Regions from separate parts of the Homo sapiens genome. Here region 1 is linked to region 2. Evidence: read pairs that join two places in POLR2A ChIA-PET (ENCODE). Cell type or tissue: CD4-positive, alpha-beta T cell. All regions are shown on one strand.

Region 1 (8,000 bases), 220 kb after region 2:
AGTTTTCTTAGTCTACCTTTGTTATAGTTTGAATGTATGTGTCCTTCCAAAATTTATGTTGGAACTTAAACCCCAAGGTGATAGTATTAAGAGGTGGAAACTTTGGGAGGTAATTTGGAAGGGGAGAGCCCTCATGGATGGGATTAGTGCCCTTATAAAAGGGCTTAAGAGTTTTTTGTTGTTTGTTTTAACCCCCTTTTCCCTTCTACCATGTGAGGTCATAGTGTTTGTTCCTTTCCCTCTGGAGCATGCAGCAACAAAATGCCATCTTGGAAGCAGAGCGTGAGCCCTCACCAGATGCCAAATCTGCTGATTCCTTGATCTTAGACTTCCCAGCCTCTAGAACTAAGAGAAATGAACTTTTATTATTTATGAATGACCCAGTCTATGGTAGATTGCTATGACAGCAGGAAGAGACTAAGACAACCTTCAGATAACACTATATCATTTAATGCGCAATGTAAGGATTTTATAAGAATATAGTTCTATTTCTGTTTTTCTATCCCTTTTGTTATTATTGTTATAGGTTCTATTTCTACATGTTATAAACCATGTAATATACTGCTATTAGTTTTGCCTTAGATGGTCAATTGTGTTTTTTATTTTTTTAATTATATATATATATCTAACATTATATATCTAACATTATATTATATATCTAATGTTATATTATATACCTAACATATTATATATCTAACATTATATATAATGTTATATCATATATAGTGTGTGCATGTATGTGTAGATAGATAGATAGATAGATAGATAGATAGATAGATAGATAGATAGATAGAATGGTTTGGGGTTTTTTTGTTTTGTTTTGTTTTTTTGAGACATGGTCTGGCTCTATCACTCAGACTGGAGTGCAGTGGCATGATCTCAGCTCATGCAGCCTTGAACTCCTGGGCTCAAGTGATCTTTCCACCTCAGCCACCTGAGTAGCTGGGACTATAGGAGTGTGCCACCACACCCAACTATATTTTTGTATTTTTTGTAGAGATGGGGTTTTGCCATGTTGCCTAGGCTGGTCTTAAACTCTCCAGCTCAAGCAATATACCTGCCTCAGCCTCCAAAAGTTCTGGGATTACAGGTGTGAGCCACCATACCCGGCCAAGGTCAATTATGTTTTAAAGGAATTTTGTAACAGAGAAAGAAATGTCTCATATTTACCCATATATTTACCATTTCTGGTGCTCTTCATTTCTTTGTGTAGGTCAGTGGTTTCATGTGGTACCATGTTTTTTCTGCCTCGGGAACTTTATTTTGTATTTCTTGTATTGAAGATCTTCTGGTTTAAAAAAAACTTTAAGCCTTTTGTTGTCTGACAAACATTTATTTTACCTTCAATTTTACAGAATATTTCTGGTGGATATAGAATTCTAGATTGACAGTGCTTTCTTTTTCTTTTATCACTTTAAAGACGCGATTTCATTAAGTTCTAGTTTGCATTATTTCTGAAGAGAAGTCTGCAATTATATCTGTCTTTGTTCCCTGTATAAAATGTGTCTTTTTTTCTCTTTCTGCTTTTAATTTTTTTCTACTTATTACTGGTTTTCAGTGATTTAATTACAAAGTGCCTCGCTTGATATGGTTTGCTTTGTTTTTCTCCTACTTTGGATTTGTTGAGCTTCTTGGCGCTATACGTTTACAATTTTCATGAAATTTGGGACTTGTTTTTGGCCTTCAAATCATCACCGTTAATCCTTTTCGAGGACTCCAGTTTTTAATATCATCTTAAGGTGACTGAGGCTCTGTGTTTCTGTGTTTCTTTTGTTTCCTTTCTCTCTGCTTTAATTGGGACAGTTTCTATTGCTATGTCTTCAGTGTCACAGATATTTCATTCCACAATGTCTAACCTACTGTTAAGTTCAGCCACTGAATTATTCATTACAGGTGTTGTATTTTTTAGCTCCAGAAGTTCCATTTGGTTATTTTCTATATCTTCCAGTTTTTTCTTCACTATGTTCATGTTTTCCTTTAAATCCTTGTTTTATTTTAATTTTTTAAGTCCTTGTCTGCTAACGTTATTATCTCTGTCATTTTGGGGTTTGTTTCTATTAAATGATTTTTCTCCTGATTTTGGGTTCTATTTGCCTACTTATTTGCATATCTAGTATTTTTAACATTCTGAATTTAATGTTGTTAAATGTCTGTATTTTGTTGTTTTAAAAATGGTAAAATTTGTTTTGGCTGGCAGTTACGGTAGTAGCGGATGAACTTCCTCTTTTTGAGGCTGCTTTCTAAACCTTGTTGGAGGAAGTCTAGAGTTACCTCACTTTTCGGCTTAGTTAGCCCTTCTCCTAATGCCTTACCCTTTTGGGATTTCTACTGAATTCCCTGGACAGTCAGCAAGGTTTCTTCACATTGGCGAGTTGAAACTCAAACATTGCCCAGTGAGCCCTGGGAACCAATCAGCTCACAGCTCCGCAGTAGTTCTTTGCATCGCACTGTGAAGTTTCACCTTATGCATGTGCAGCTTAGTATTCAGCAACAGATTCACAGGGATTCCAGGAGCCTGTTTTGCTGTTATATTCTCTCCTTTCTGATACTCTGCCTTGAAAAGTCTGCTCAACTATCTCCTCAACTCAGCAAGACCACTATGCTCTGCTTGGGTTCCCCCTCATTGTGCTGCAATTTAGACAGCATTTTTCAGCAGAAAGTTAGAGTGATAGGGTTTGCCCCATTTGTTCCCTACTTTCAGGAATCACGGTGCTGTGCTACATGCTGTTCAATGTCTGAAAAGAGAGGTTTCATATATTCTGTTCAATTTTAAAGTTGCTCACATTAGAAAGGTACAGCCAATACCAGTTATTTGGGTATGGTAGAGGTGGAAATCTCTACTCCCTCTACATGAAGCACATTAATAAAGTGATCTGCTTCTCCAGTCTCTTCTCAGGAGCCTGGGTTGCAAGCAACAGAAGCTGTTTGTGGCTGATTAAACAGAAAGAAATCTTAAAAGGATCACAGGCAGGTCACAGGATTTAGAAAGGCTAGAGAAGCTGCTCAAGATAGAAACAGTGTCCGACACATGACTCAGGAACTAATTTGATGAGAAAACCACTTTCAATACCATTGCTTTCACCAAACCCTAGACAACTCATGTGTACAGTTGTCACTTCTGAACCAGGAACTCAATTATACCACAACCAACACCACTGCCTGCCCTGATGTGCCACTTCCTGGGTCAGGAACTGAACTGTGTACCCACCACTAAAGCTGCAGCCTCCAGAGACAATGTGCCCTGTATTTAACTCTGGCTACACTAGCTTTTAAGTCTGACAAGGAAAGCAAGAGTCTGTAATTTCAGCTTCTATAAGGAAGGGATATTCTTTTCTTCCCACCAAGGCTCACCATGTAGAAGATTCTTCAAACCCAAAATGTGGTTCTGATGTCCAGTGGCCAAAACATCCACTATGGAAGAACAACTCTGTGTGAGTCTTGGGATGGTTTTCTGGCACTCTTGGTTCTGAAACATAAAATAAAATCATTAATTTCATTTTTGGAGGAGGGATCTGTGATCTAGCCTCCTTTGGAGCCTATGAGAGGAGACCACTCCTAAATCATATGAGTATTCCATACCAGCAACCTCTAAGGAAATGTCCTTTCCTATAGTTCAGCAATGGGTGGTGATGCCATCAGTCACAATGACTAGTCTCCTGACCTTAGGTTGCAGCAGAAAACAGTTAGAAATGAAAATGGCAAAACATTAAGAGCGCTTGAGCCGAAGTTCTCAGAGGCTGGGCCATTCTTCTGAGTTTCTGGTATGTAATCAACTAGAAAAAGAGATCTATGTACATTCTAACTGGGAATGAAAACCAGGCAAACCAATCCTACTGGATTTATTTATCAGCGTGATCATTAGGAACCAGTGACCTTTAAGAAATTGCTGTGGTGTTTAACTCATTGCAGTGTACCTACACTGGAGTGCAAAGAGAAGAGGGTGCCAATGGGAGGTTTTAGTGGCAGGGAGAAAAATAGGGATAGGGGTAGGTAGGGCATGTGGCAGGATGCTGCAGGGAAGGCCAACAGGCACCCTGGGGAGTGAAGAGGCTGCAGTGTGAGGATTCTGGGCATTGTGGTGGGAAGAAGCATAACATAACAGCAGGGCAGCACCAGTGTTAAAGAATGCCCATCATTTTATCTCCTTACCAGTGACTTCTAAGAAGATGGTTCACAGAGGGAGAAGAATACAGGCCAAAATTAGGGATTCAGTCAGTATGGACTCCTGTATTGACAATCCACCTGAAATTTGGAACAAATCACAGATTAGATTTGGAGCCATCTCATCTTCCTCTCCTCTTAACATTTGCCTCTCTCCTAAACTTCTTTTTTTTTTTTTTGAGACAGTGTCTTGCTCTGGCGCCCAGCCTGGAGTGCAGTGGCACCATCTCAGCTCATTGCAACCTCTGCCTCCCGTTTCAAGTGATTCTCCTGCCTCAGCCTCCCGAGTAGCTGGGATTACAGGCACCCGCCACCACGCCTGGCTAATTTTTGTATTTTTAGCGGAGATGGGGTTTCACCATGTTGGCCAGGCTGGTCTCAAACTCCTGACCTCAACTGATCCTCCCATCTCGGCCTCCCAAAGTGCTGGGATTACAGGTATAAGCCACTTTGCCTGGCCTCTCCTAAAATTCTTTATTTCCAGTGTAGCCAGGGGAAGGCCTAGGAACGTTGACCCTTAGGCAATAATGTAGATGTATATTGCTGGTTGCCTCCTCAGCATGCATTCCCCCAGACTTGTCACCCACTGTGCAGAAACCACAGAACCTGGGTAGGTGTGAAACCCCAGCCCCTGTGGGGGCAGGGCTGATATGCCCAATTAGGATAGTCCCAACTCCTTGCCATAGTGATGGTTTTAGGGATGGACAGTAGCCCAGGCCTAAGGCAACAGTCACCTGACAGTTTACTACCCACCATGACTGGTTCAGGGATGAACTAAGTTGAGCTAATCAGAAGAAGTTCAAGACTTTGTTCAATGAGTGGGTCAAGAGAAGCTCTCTTTCCTTCTGGAAAACATGGTATATGGATGGTGATGCCTGGACTTGGTGCAACCATTTTGCTTCCAGGAAAGAAGGTATGCTGAGTAGAAAGTTGACTCATAGAGAAGAAGAAAAACTGAGAGATGTGCAGAAAAAAAAAAAAAGAGTTCTGATCAATTCATGCCTGAAGCTTGGACTGCTTCTGGATTTTTCCATAACAGAAGTCCATACACTTCCCTCATTGCTGAAGCTGGTTCGAGTTGAATTTTCTATGACTTGCAACCTAAAGCATCCTAGCCACAACACCAAATGATCCCTTGGAGTCCATTTTTCCATTTCCTAAGCAGACATGAGGGAACACACAAAATGATGCAAATGAATGTGTTTTAGAACATACTGTCCTCTAGAGTTCTAATCTCAGCTTGATTTAGACAGTCAGTTGCGTGGTTAGGAAACAATCGGAGATGGAAAGGCTCAAAAAGCAAGGAAGAAGTCCAAAGAAGAAGTGGGAAGATAACAACAGAGGACATTAAAAAGAAAAAAAAAAGTAGATGAAATCATAATGTAGATGCCTCAGAGTTATCGTAAAAACCTTGTTCTCTCTCGCCTCCTCTGTCATCCCCACATCCCCACACTGCTACCAAGCCCTGTGGATTCCATCATCCAAATCTCCCTGAAACCCACTGCCTCCTCTTCATGTTCACTGCCATGCTTGGGTCAGACTGTTGTGATCTGTCTCCTCCTGGCTCTTTCTGCCTTCACCCTTATCCTTTCCAAATCCATTTTCTATGAGTCTCAGAGTGACCTTCCCAAATGACAGGTCCAAGCTTGTCATTTTTTTACTCAAAAACTTTTGATACCTTGTCAATGTGGAATATGGCAAATGCATTAGCTTTGAAGAGAGATGATTTTGAAACCTAGCTCTGCCACTTACCAGCTGTGTGATCTGGGGCAAGCTTCTTAATCTCATCATCTAATGTGAACTATAGATATAATATTATAATAGGATTCCTTTGGTTACCAGTTACAGAAAACTAACCCCTACTCACTGGGCAAAAAAAAAAGGGGAAGATTTATTAACTCAAATGACAAATCAGAGAACAGTTGTGCAACAGGATCTCGGGGGTGATGCAAATTAGTAACTCACAGATGGCCTGTTTACTCTCTGCCCTTTGTGATGGGGGAGTAGTGGTGGTGGTGGTGGTGGTGGTGTTCTCTCTCTCTCTTTGCTTCTCTCTGCACTTTAGCTATATTTCCTTGGACTGGCTACTTTGTGAATGGCTGAAACATAAATGACCTACAGCTTCCAGGCTCACATCGCTCAGTTTAGTTAGCAAAAGAGGAGAAACTCCTGCTGTGAATCCCAAATTCAAAATTCTCAGGCAAGGCTTGGTGGCTCATGCCTATAATCCCAGCTTCTTGGGAGGCTGAGGTGAGAGAATTGCTTGAGCCTGGGAGGTTGAGGCTATAGTGAGCTGAGACTGCACCACTGCATTCCAGCCTGGGTGACAGAGTGAGACTCTGTCTCAAAAACACACACAAAAAAAAATTCAGGAAAGAGTTCTAATTGTCCCATCTTGAATCAGGTGTCCACCTAGGGATCAACAGGTACCAGGGGCAGGATGTATAAGAAGACGGCAGCTTCCAAGATTACAGAGATTACATTATAAAAACATTTAGCAGAAGCAAATGGTGCTGTTCTGGATAGACAAACCAATAGATACTCTCTACAAAGTTTACAAGGTTGTTTGGGGGATGAAATAAGATGTCCTATATCAATGAGCACCAAATACCCGGGACCATAACTGGATACAGTATACAGCAGATGCTCTAGAAATTTGTGTTTATTCCCTTCATTACATCCTCGCTCCCAGAACCACTGCTTGCCTAGACAGTGCCTTCATCTTTTGCTACATAGACCAAGGTTCCCCTCTGAGTGGATGCACCCCTATGGGCACAGGGTTTGACAAACAGAAGTCACATTTGTGGTAAGAAAAAAGTGCCCTTCTTGCAATGAACGCAGCCTTGAGCTGGGACCATGCCTTTGTAGTAAGCGTGTGGGTCAGATTTCTTCCTCAGTGGCCCCATTGGCCCTGGCCTTTGGCCTTTGTACAGTGGAGACTGCCCAACCCATGCCAGACCCTGCATTCTTCATATGGCTTTCAGAAGCTCATGGACTGCCTGCATTATATGGTTCCCAATTAAATACAAACCAGTTCCCCAGCACCACTAATCATGCACTCTGTCCACCTTACATGCCTCACCATTCCCAGGAAGTTGTGTGCTGTTCCTTCTTGCTTTGATGCAGTGCTCTTGGCCTTTCCCAGGCATTCTTACCTTACTCCCATTAGACTCTTAAGCCCCAGGTCAATGACATCACTTCTGCAAATCCTTCCTCAACACACCTGGACCTATGTACTAATTGCCTCCTCTGCACCTCCAGAAGCCTATTCTCTATTCTCTAGCACAGCACTGCTCACACTATAGAGTGCTTTCCTGTTTGCTAATAAGTTCCTTGAATGGTTTAGCTAGAAGTGACTGTGGCTTTCCAGCTCTTTGTCCCCAGCCCAGGAATAAAATCTGGCATCTAACAGACCTCAATAAATGCTTGTTAATTGAAATATGGAATGAATTAAGTATGAGAGGAAGGAGGGAGTACAGGAAAAAGAGTAAGAGAAGGCTGATTAGGAATTTCACTGTTCTCAGCCAGATGCAGTGACCTGTAAGCCCAGAACTTTGGGAGGCTGAGGCAGGCGGATCACTTTGAACTCAGGAGTTCGAGACTAGCCTGGGCAACGTGGCGAAACCCCGCTCTGCAAAAAAATACAAAAATTAGCTAGGCATGATGGCACATGCCTGTAATCCCAGCTACTTGGAGGCTGAGGCTGGAGAATCACTTGAACCAGGGAGGCAGAGGTTGCAGTGAGCCAAGATCATGCCTTTGCACTCCAGCCTGAGCGACAGAGTGACAGAGAGACAGAGCAAGACCCTATCTCAAAAAAAAAAAAAAGAAAGAAAAAG
Region 2 (8,000 bases):
TCTTATTTGGCAATGTTTACACCGGAGGAGTAGAGGCCATTGTGTGTTGGTGGCGTCTGGAAATACACAAGAGAGTCCCAGGAGAATGCCACTGTCGGTTCTTACCACAATTAGCAATTGTCAGGTCAGGGGCAGTGATTGGGTCGGTGTCACTCTCTACATGGCTGGCTCTGCGTGTTGAAACACCACTGCCTGTACCTCCACAGATGCCAAAGGGAGTGTGGGTCCTAGGACTACAGCCCCATTTCTACCCAGCCCTGGCTATCTCTCCACTCAGATCTAGGTCCTTTCTGTTCAGGAAAACGTCCTGTTTGTGTAGCCTGCTAGACAGCAAAGGCAAGTGCCAATCAGCTGGATGATCTCTCTGGGCCTCAGTTTCCCCATCTTCACAATGGACTAGTAAGTGGGAACCAGTCAAAATTGGCTCAGAGATCCCCAATAGGGTTCTAGCTCCATTGTGAAATAAATTTCAAGTGGAGCCTCGTCCTGACTCCTGTTTTCACATGCTCCCTTAGAGGGAAGGAAGGTGGACGATTAAAGATGATTGGTCGGGAGCTGGAGGAAGGAACTCCCCATTCTCCAAGAGGAGGTTCTGTTGGAATAGAGGGGCAGAGACTTGGAAGTCGCTGTTGGGCATGGCCCAACCCACTTCCATGACAGCAGCAAGACCACCACCCTCAAGAAGGAGGTGGGCTGGGGTACGAGAAGGTGGGCTGCCCAGTGGTTTCTACAAAAAGGGATAGTTGTGCTTGCAGGAGGGGTAGTGTCTCCATCTCCTGATGCCAGGGAGAAGGAGGCAGGCTGCTGGGGTGACGGAGAGCACCCTCAACTAGGTCACACTGCACTCCCTCTGTGCCTCAGTTTCCACTTCTGTTAGATGGCTGATATGATCTCTGCCCTGCCAGTTGGATTGGGGCTTCCAAAATATCAACTACTGCAAAAGAAGAGGTTGTGGCCACTGTGACTCATATACATGTACATGAACGTATCTGAAGTTTTCAGGGCTGATACTGATGTGAGGCAACCCATGCAGGCAACCCGGAGGAACTGTGTCCCTCACTCTGAGACAGTGAGAACGGACTGAGCCGGAAAGCTGATGGCCGTGAGAGGAGCAGGTTTGAAAATCACTGAATGAAGTCATGTTGTACAGAGGGGGCGGGGGTGCATACTGTGGGACGGAGGTGAGTCACAGTGCATAAGTGTTGGGGAGTCACCTTGAACTTGGGCCAGAAGAGTAGAAATATTGAGACTTGGGTTTATCTGCCTCACATCAGGTACATCAAGTTCTGGATGGCTGCCCACTGGCCAGAGACATGAGGTGGACGGCTCCCTTTTGCTGCCCTGGGAAGGCCTTCTGCTGGCTTCGGCCCCACTGAGCAAAGTCTGCTTGTTCACTGGAGTTCACACAGACTCCTTGCCAGGCCTGCCCAGAATCCTGTCTCCTCTGACTTCCTGTGCTCTTGCATAATATTTCCTTGCTCCCTGAATGGCTGGCCCCAGTGCAGGAGCAGCTCACTCACACTGCTGGACCGAGGGCAGGATGTAGAGGGAGGGCAGGGATCTGCAAACGTCACCCAGGGGTGCTCTGGGCTCTGAGGGTGGAGGGCAAGAGGGGCAGAGCCCCCTCAAATTCTTTGGAAGATTATAGCACAAGGGGAGTTGGGAAGGCCCTGGGACCATGTGCACACACATCTATCTCCATGAATTGTCTCTCCTGTAAAATTATTTTTAAAGTTGCTAAGTTGTTTTCTTCTGATTATAAAAAATATACATGTTCCCCATAAAAAGTCATAGTAAAAGAAGGCATGGAGATAAAAATAAAAATCACCAAAATTCCATCACCCAGAGATAACCACTGTTAACTCTTTGGTGAACATACTTTTCTCTATATCATGAATATTGATATATAATTACAGAATACGGGCATACTTCTAAGATATTGTAGGTTCGTTCCAGGCCACTACAGTAAAGTGAATATCACAATAAAACGAGTCACATGATTTTTTTTTGTTTCCTCGTGCATATGAAAGTTATGTTTATATTTTAGCATTATGTCTAAAAAACAATGTACATACCCTTTTTTTTTTTCTTTTTGAGACACAGTTTCACTCCGTTGCACAGACTGGAGTGCAATGGGGCAATCTTAGCTCACTGCAACTTCCGCCTCCTGGGTTCAAGCAATTCTGGTGCCTCAGCACCCCCGAGTAGCTGGGATTTACAGACATGTGCTGCCACACCCAGCTAATTTTTGTGTTTTTAGTAGAGATGGGGTTTTGCCATGTTGGCCAGGCTGGTCTCGAACTACTGGCCTCAAATGATCTGCCTGCCTCAGCCTCCCAAAGTGTTGGGATTACAGGCATGAGCCACCGCACCTGGCCAACAATGTCTATACCTTAATTTAAAAATATTTTATTGCTAAAAGAAATGCTAACAATCATCTGAGCCTTCAGTGAGTCATAATCTTCTTACTGGGAGAGGTTCTTGCCTCCATATCGGTGGCTGCAGAACTGATTAGTGTGACGGTTGCTGAAGGTTGGGGTGGCTGTGGCAATTCCTTGAAATCAGACAAGAATGAAGTTTTTTACATCAATAGAGTCTTCTTTTCAGGAAAGACTCTGCAGCATGTGATACTGTCTGATAGCATTTTACCCACAGTAAAACTTCCTTCATAATTGGTGTCAATCCTCTCAAACCCTGCCACTGCTTTATCAACTTAGTTGATGTAATATTCTAAATCCTTTGTTGTCATTTCCACAGTGTTCACACCATCTTTACCAGGAGCAAATTCCATCTTGAGAAGCCACTTTTCTTTTCTCATCTGTAAGAAGCTCTGACTCATCTGTTCAAGTTTTATCATGAGGTTGCAACAGTTCAGTCACATCTTCAGGCTCCACTTCTAGTTTTCTTGCTATTTCTTCCACATCTGCAGTTACTTCCTCCACTAAAGTCTTGAACCCCTCAAAGTCATCCGTGAGGTTTGGAATTAACTTCTTCCAGACTCCTGTTACTGCTGATATTTTGACATCCTCCCACAAATTACAAATGCTGTTAATGGTATCTAGAATGGTGAACTCTTTTCAGGTGGTTTTCAATTTACTTTGCCCAGATTCATCTAGGAATCACTATCTATGGCAGCTATAGCCTTACAAAATTTCTTGAATAAGACTTGGAAGTCAGAATTACTCCTTGATCCATGGGCTTCAGAATGGATCTTGTGTTAGCAGGCATGAAAACAACATTAATTTTGTGCGTCTCCATCAGGGCTCTTGAGTAACTAGGTGCATTGACAACGAGCACATAAACATATGTGCTGTCATCCAGGTTTTGTTGTTCCACTGATAGAGCACCAATAAAGTAGATTTGGCATAATTTTTAAGAACCCTAGGACTTACAGAATGGTAAATGATAAGTGGCTTCAGCTTAAACTCACCAGCTGCATTAGTCCCTAGTAAGAGAGTCAGCCTGTCCTTTGAAACTAGGGATTGACTTCTCCCCTCTTGCAGTGAAAGTCCTAGATGGCATGTTCATCCAGCATAAGGCTCTTTCATCTACACTGAAAATCTGTTTAGTGTAGCCACCTTCATCAATGATCTTAGCTAGATCTTCTAAATAACTGGCTGCCGCTTATGTATCAGCACTTGCTCTTTCACCTTGCATTTTTATGTTATGGAGATGTCTTCTTTCCTTAAATGTGACGAACCAACCTCTGCTAGCTTCATACTTTTCTTAATGCAGCTTCCTTACCTTGCTCTGCCTTCCTAGAATTGAAGAGAGTTAGGGCCTTGCTCTGGATTAGACTTTGGCTTAAGGGAATATTATGCCTGGTTTGATCTTCTCACTAAGCTTAATCATTCCTTAACTTTTGATTTAAAGTGAGAGATGTGACTCTTCCTTTCATTCGAACACATAGAGCCCATTGTAGAGTTATTAAAATTGGTCTAATTTCAATATTGTTGTGTCTCAGGGAATAGGAAGGATTGGGGAGGGGGAGAGAGAGATACACACACACACACACAAACACACACACGCACACAGAGGAACAATCACTGGACCAGTCAGAACACACACAACATTTATTAAGATCACTGTCTTATATGGGTGCAGTTTATGCCTAAAAACAATTACGGTGGTAACATCAAAGATCACTGATCGCAGATCATTATAATAATAGCTATAATAATGAAAGTTTGAAATATTGCAAGAATGACCAAAATGTGGCACAGATATGAAGTGAGCACATACTATTGGAAAAATGGCATGGATAAACTTGCCTGACAAACCTTCAATTTGTAAAAAGTGCAATATCTGCAAAGTGCAATAAAGTAAGGCATAATAAAACAAGGCATGCCTGTGTTTCTTAACCATTTAACACGTGTAAAACTGTGCTACCATTTTTATTAAGTTCCCATATTGTTTTTGTGTTGCTGAGAAAGTTTTTGAGTGTTGTACCCTAACCTCTTCTTTCCCGTAAGCTCTGTGGTTTTTAGTTTTGCATAGTGTGGTGATTTTTAGGAGCTCATATGCCATGTTGTAGCAGAACTACTTGTAAATTCACATGACGTGTCTTCCCTAAATTCAACATTAATTATTAGTTATTAATAGTATTAATTGTGAAGCACAATAAAATGAGGTATGCCTGCATTATCATGTTACATGCTATTGTGAAATGCATTTTCTATATAGCAATATATCAGAACTATCTCTTGCTACTAAGTTACAAAGATTTAATACATAGTTGTATTAAGTTCCACTTATAGAGGTATCATAGTGAAACCCTTATTCATTGACATGTCCAGGCTCAGAAAACAAGCTATAACCAGCCCAAGCTTATTTTCAGACCTGAAAAGCAGCATCTTTTCTATATTTCTGACCAATGTGTTATCTGAAAAGCGGCATCTTTTCTATATTTCTGACCAGTGTGTTAGCTATGGTGCCCCAGAAATAGCTGCAAAATAAAAGGTTAAGTGCCATGTAGGCCTTTCTCTAGGCTTAGAATAATTCACTTGATTACATAGGAAGAGGCTGCAATGATGACAGCTTCCAGGGCTGGGCCAGACCTTACCCTGGGTAAAATGATCCTCCAGTGTGGCCCATATGTATGCTTTGAGCCAGGAGCTGCTAGCTGGGAGAACAAGTTTTTCTTCAGTGGTATTCCTGTGACCAAGATTTCAAATAAGCTCCATTTTTAATTTTAATTGGTTATTGTCCTCCTGAAATTTTATGACACAATCTATATCTTTAAAAAGGCACTCTTTCTTCTTTATACAGTTGTTTTCATGATGTTAAAAACTTTAAAGAAAGTATCATTCAGATTTGCTGACAGTTGGAAGATTATTTTAAAAATCCAACTAGTTTAGCTGAAAAAGGTGCTATCAGTGTTTCTGTCTCATCCTTGGAAATTGTATATTTTTAAGGCTTGTGATTAGCTTTTTCTCCTCCATTGCTGATCGTGGTTGGAAGTGTGGCATAGATTTACAGTAAACTTTGATATAATGGTGATTCCTCTTTGTTTTGGAGCCAGGTGCCTGCGGTATTTGCTTATTTTCTTTGATTCATTTTTAAATTGAGTTGAATGTTTGATTTAATCAGAAGTGATAGTATGAGGCTGGGGATGATTGCTTGTGGTTGGGAATTGCTTGTAAAGTTTACTGTTTAGTCAAGACAAATCGTTTCCTAAAGCTCTCTTTTTCAGATTTCTTGTCTATGTGGGAAAGCATGATAATGCCAGTCAGTTTAAACATATTTAAGAGTTCCCAGGCATCTTCGAACAGAAAAATTTGCAACAAAATTTGGCAACGGCAGAATGCGAGGATTTTTGCCTCATTTTGTTTATAGTTGTCTGCTCTTCAGGCAAATGATCTATTACAACAATCTGAATAATTACAGTCTCTCCTTCAATTTATTCACCCTGGACTCCTTTTTCTAGAATTACTGGCCAGACTCTTATTACACCAAATTCCTTGACTCTATTCCCGAGGAATGAGGATGGGACTAGGAGTAAAAGTTAAAGAGAGAAACTAATTGTTGCCTGCTTTTCAAAGTTTTCGGTGTGTGGAAATTTGTTGATTTTGTAATTGCTCCCTTAGTTGGTCATTACCCGATTCTGGTAGGGTACTTGCCATGTGTACACATTTAGGGAGTGCAAAGGGACAGTAAGACTTAATTGGTCCTGGGAATTGTTGAACAGGACTTTGTTGAAATGGCTACTTCTGTACAATGCACATGGAGCAGCTGTTGGCATAGCAACTCCTACGTGGAAAAGTGCACGCCGCTTGCAGATGACTTTTGCAGTGCTCAGTGTTAATTTGATAAATGGCTTTTCTAATAGCAGTTTGTGGGCTAATGGAAAGATCGAAGCAAACCTTCATTAACGGAAAGGAGAATAGGGATTTTGAAGCCACTGGGTGAACACACTGGACAGCCAGAGCTAAATCTCCATTTTCAGCTGTGTCTCTTTTTCACAGCAGATATGCTTGGAGTGTGGCAGATGAAAGTAAATTAAGAAAACTGTCTGCCCGTGCCATTATCATCTTAGATTTTAAGCAGGGAGAGGTTTTGGAGTCCTTTCTATTCAAGATACTTAACTTTGTGTGAGAGTTTAGTTTAAGAGTACTGTAGAAGCTTTGCATTGTGTTGTCGTTTTCCTTTGCTGGTAGTGGTGGGGTTAAGGTGGTTAAATCGTTTTTTATTGTGGTAAAATATACATAACAAAAAATGTTTACCATTTTAACTATTTTTAAGCCTGCAATTCAATGGCATTAAGTACGTTCATATTGTTGGGCTACAAGCACCACTGCTCAAGAACTTTTTCATCATCTCAAATGGAAACTCTGTACTCATTAAATAATAACTCTTTATTCCCCACATGCTCCAATCCCCGATAATCACTATTCTACTTTCTCTATGAATATGACTATTCCAAGTAGATTGTATATATAGACATATAAAGTATTTGTCCTTTTATGTCTGGCTTATTTCACTTAGCATAATGTTTTCAAGGTTCATCCAAGTTACAACATGTATTCAAAGTTTTATTTCTTTTTAAGGCCGAATAATATCCTATTGTGTGTAGACACTATATTTTGTTTATCTGGTCTTCTGTCAAGGGACATTTGAGTTGTTTCCACCTTTGGGTGTTGTGAATCATGGTGAACATGGTGTACAATTTGAGTCCCTGCTTTCAGTTTTTTTGGATATAGACCTAGAAGTGGAATTTCTGGATCATATGGTAATTCTGTGTTTATTTTTTTCAAAAACTGCTGTACTGTCTTCCATAGCAGCCATACCATTGTACATTTTCACGAGCAATGCATAAGAGTTCCAGTTTCTTCATTTCCCTGCTAACACTTGTTATTTTCTGTTTTTTGTTTTGTTTTGTTTTTGTTTTTAGATATCAGCCATCCTAGTGGGTGTGAAGTGGTATCTCATTGTGGCTTTGATTTACATTTTCCTAATGATCAGTGATTTGTCTTTATAAACATATTGCCTGTTCCTTGCCCCCCACCCCACCCCCGCACCCCCACAACAGCCTGTGTGGGAATGGAAATCACTGCCCCATTGTTTACACCTGTGAGGCAAACAAAGACTATCAACATAATGATATTTGGGAGTGAAAGGTGTCAGGGAGAGAAGGATGAAGGCACCATAAGGTTATTATATATAATAACTGGCATATAGGATATAGTACAGGCACCTCAGTAGACCTATTTTCAGTTCGTGCTGTGGAGCATGTGAAACTATTTTAAATAGAGGCCTTTGGGACTTAAGTAACTTCAACTCTCTGAATGAGGTTTAAGGCAAGCTTGCTGTGGGCTGGATCTATCCTGTATAATCCCTACTGATTTGGGTGATGTATAGGTACCCTTCCCTGAAATTCTTCCCTGAGAATAATTATTGTTGTCATCTACTACGGAATCCTGGGCCCACTTTCTTCCTTCTTCTTGGGGGAGGAAATCTCCCAGACATCTTGCCAAGCATTTGCTTAAGTCTTTGAACCGCTG

Evidence for each region. ChIA-PET counts read pairs that join two places held together with the same protein. Peaks named below come from ENCODE experiments on the same cell type or tissue, not always from the same donor. Only the 100,000 strongest peaks of a DNase experiment are listed, where the experiment ranks them.
Region 1: POLR2A ChIA-PET joins it to region 2 with 12 read pairs; 2 of 35 experiments call an interaction of 5 or more read pairs at or near these places.

What each region holds. Positions count from the first base shown.
Region 1 is chr2:46,532,462-46,540,461 of GRCh38, forward strand. ATP6V1E2 (ATPase H+ transporting V1 subunit E2) reads right to left here. Exons shown (of 5, transcript NM_001318063.2): 3 at 4,150-4,242; 4 at 3,352-3,466. Among named protein-coding and RNA genes, the nearest start is that of RHOQ, 6.0 kb to the right of the region's middle. In CD4-positive, alpha-beta T cell, no CTCF peak of the experiment used is centred here; DNase peaks (open chromatin) are centred at 2,320, 3,130 and 6,110; H3K4me3 peaks cover 600 bases; H3K27ac peaks cover 1,008 bases.
Region 2 is chr2:46,314,183-46,322,182 of GRCh38, forward strand. All of the region lies in intron 1 of EPAS1 (endothelial PAS domain protein 1), which reads left to right. Among named protein-coding and RNA genes, the nearest start is that of EPAS1, 21 kb to the left of the region's middle. In CD4-positive, alpha-beta T cell, no CTCF peak of the experiment used is centred here; no DNase peak of the experiment used is centred here.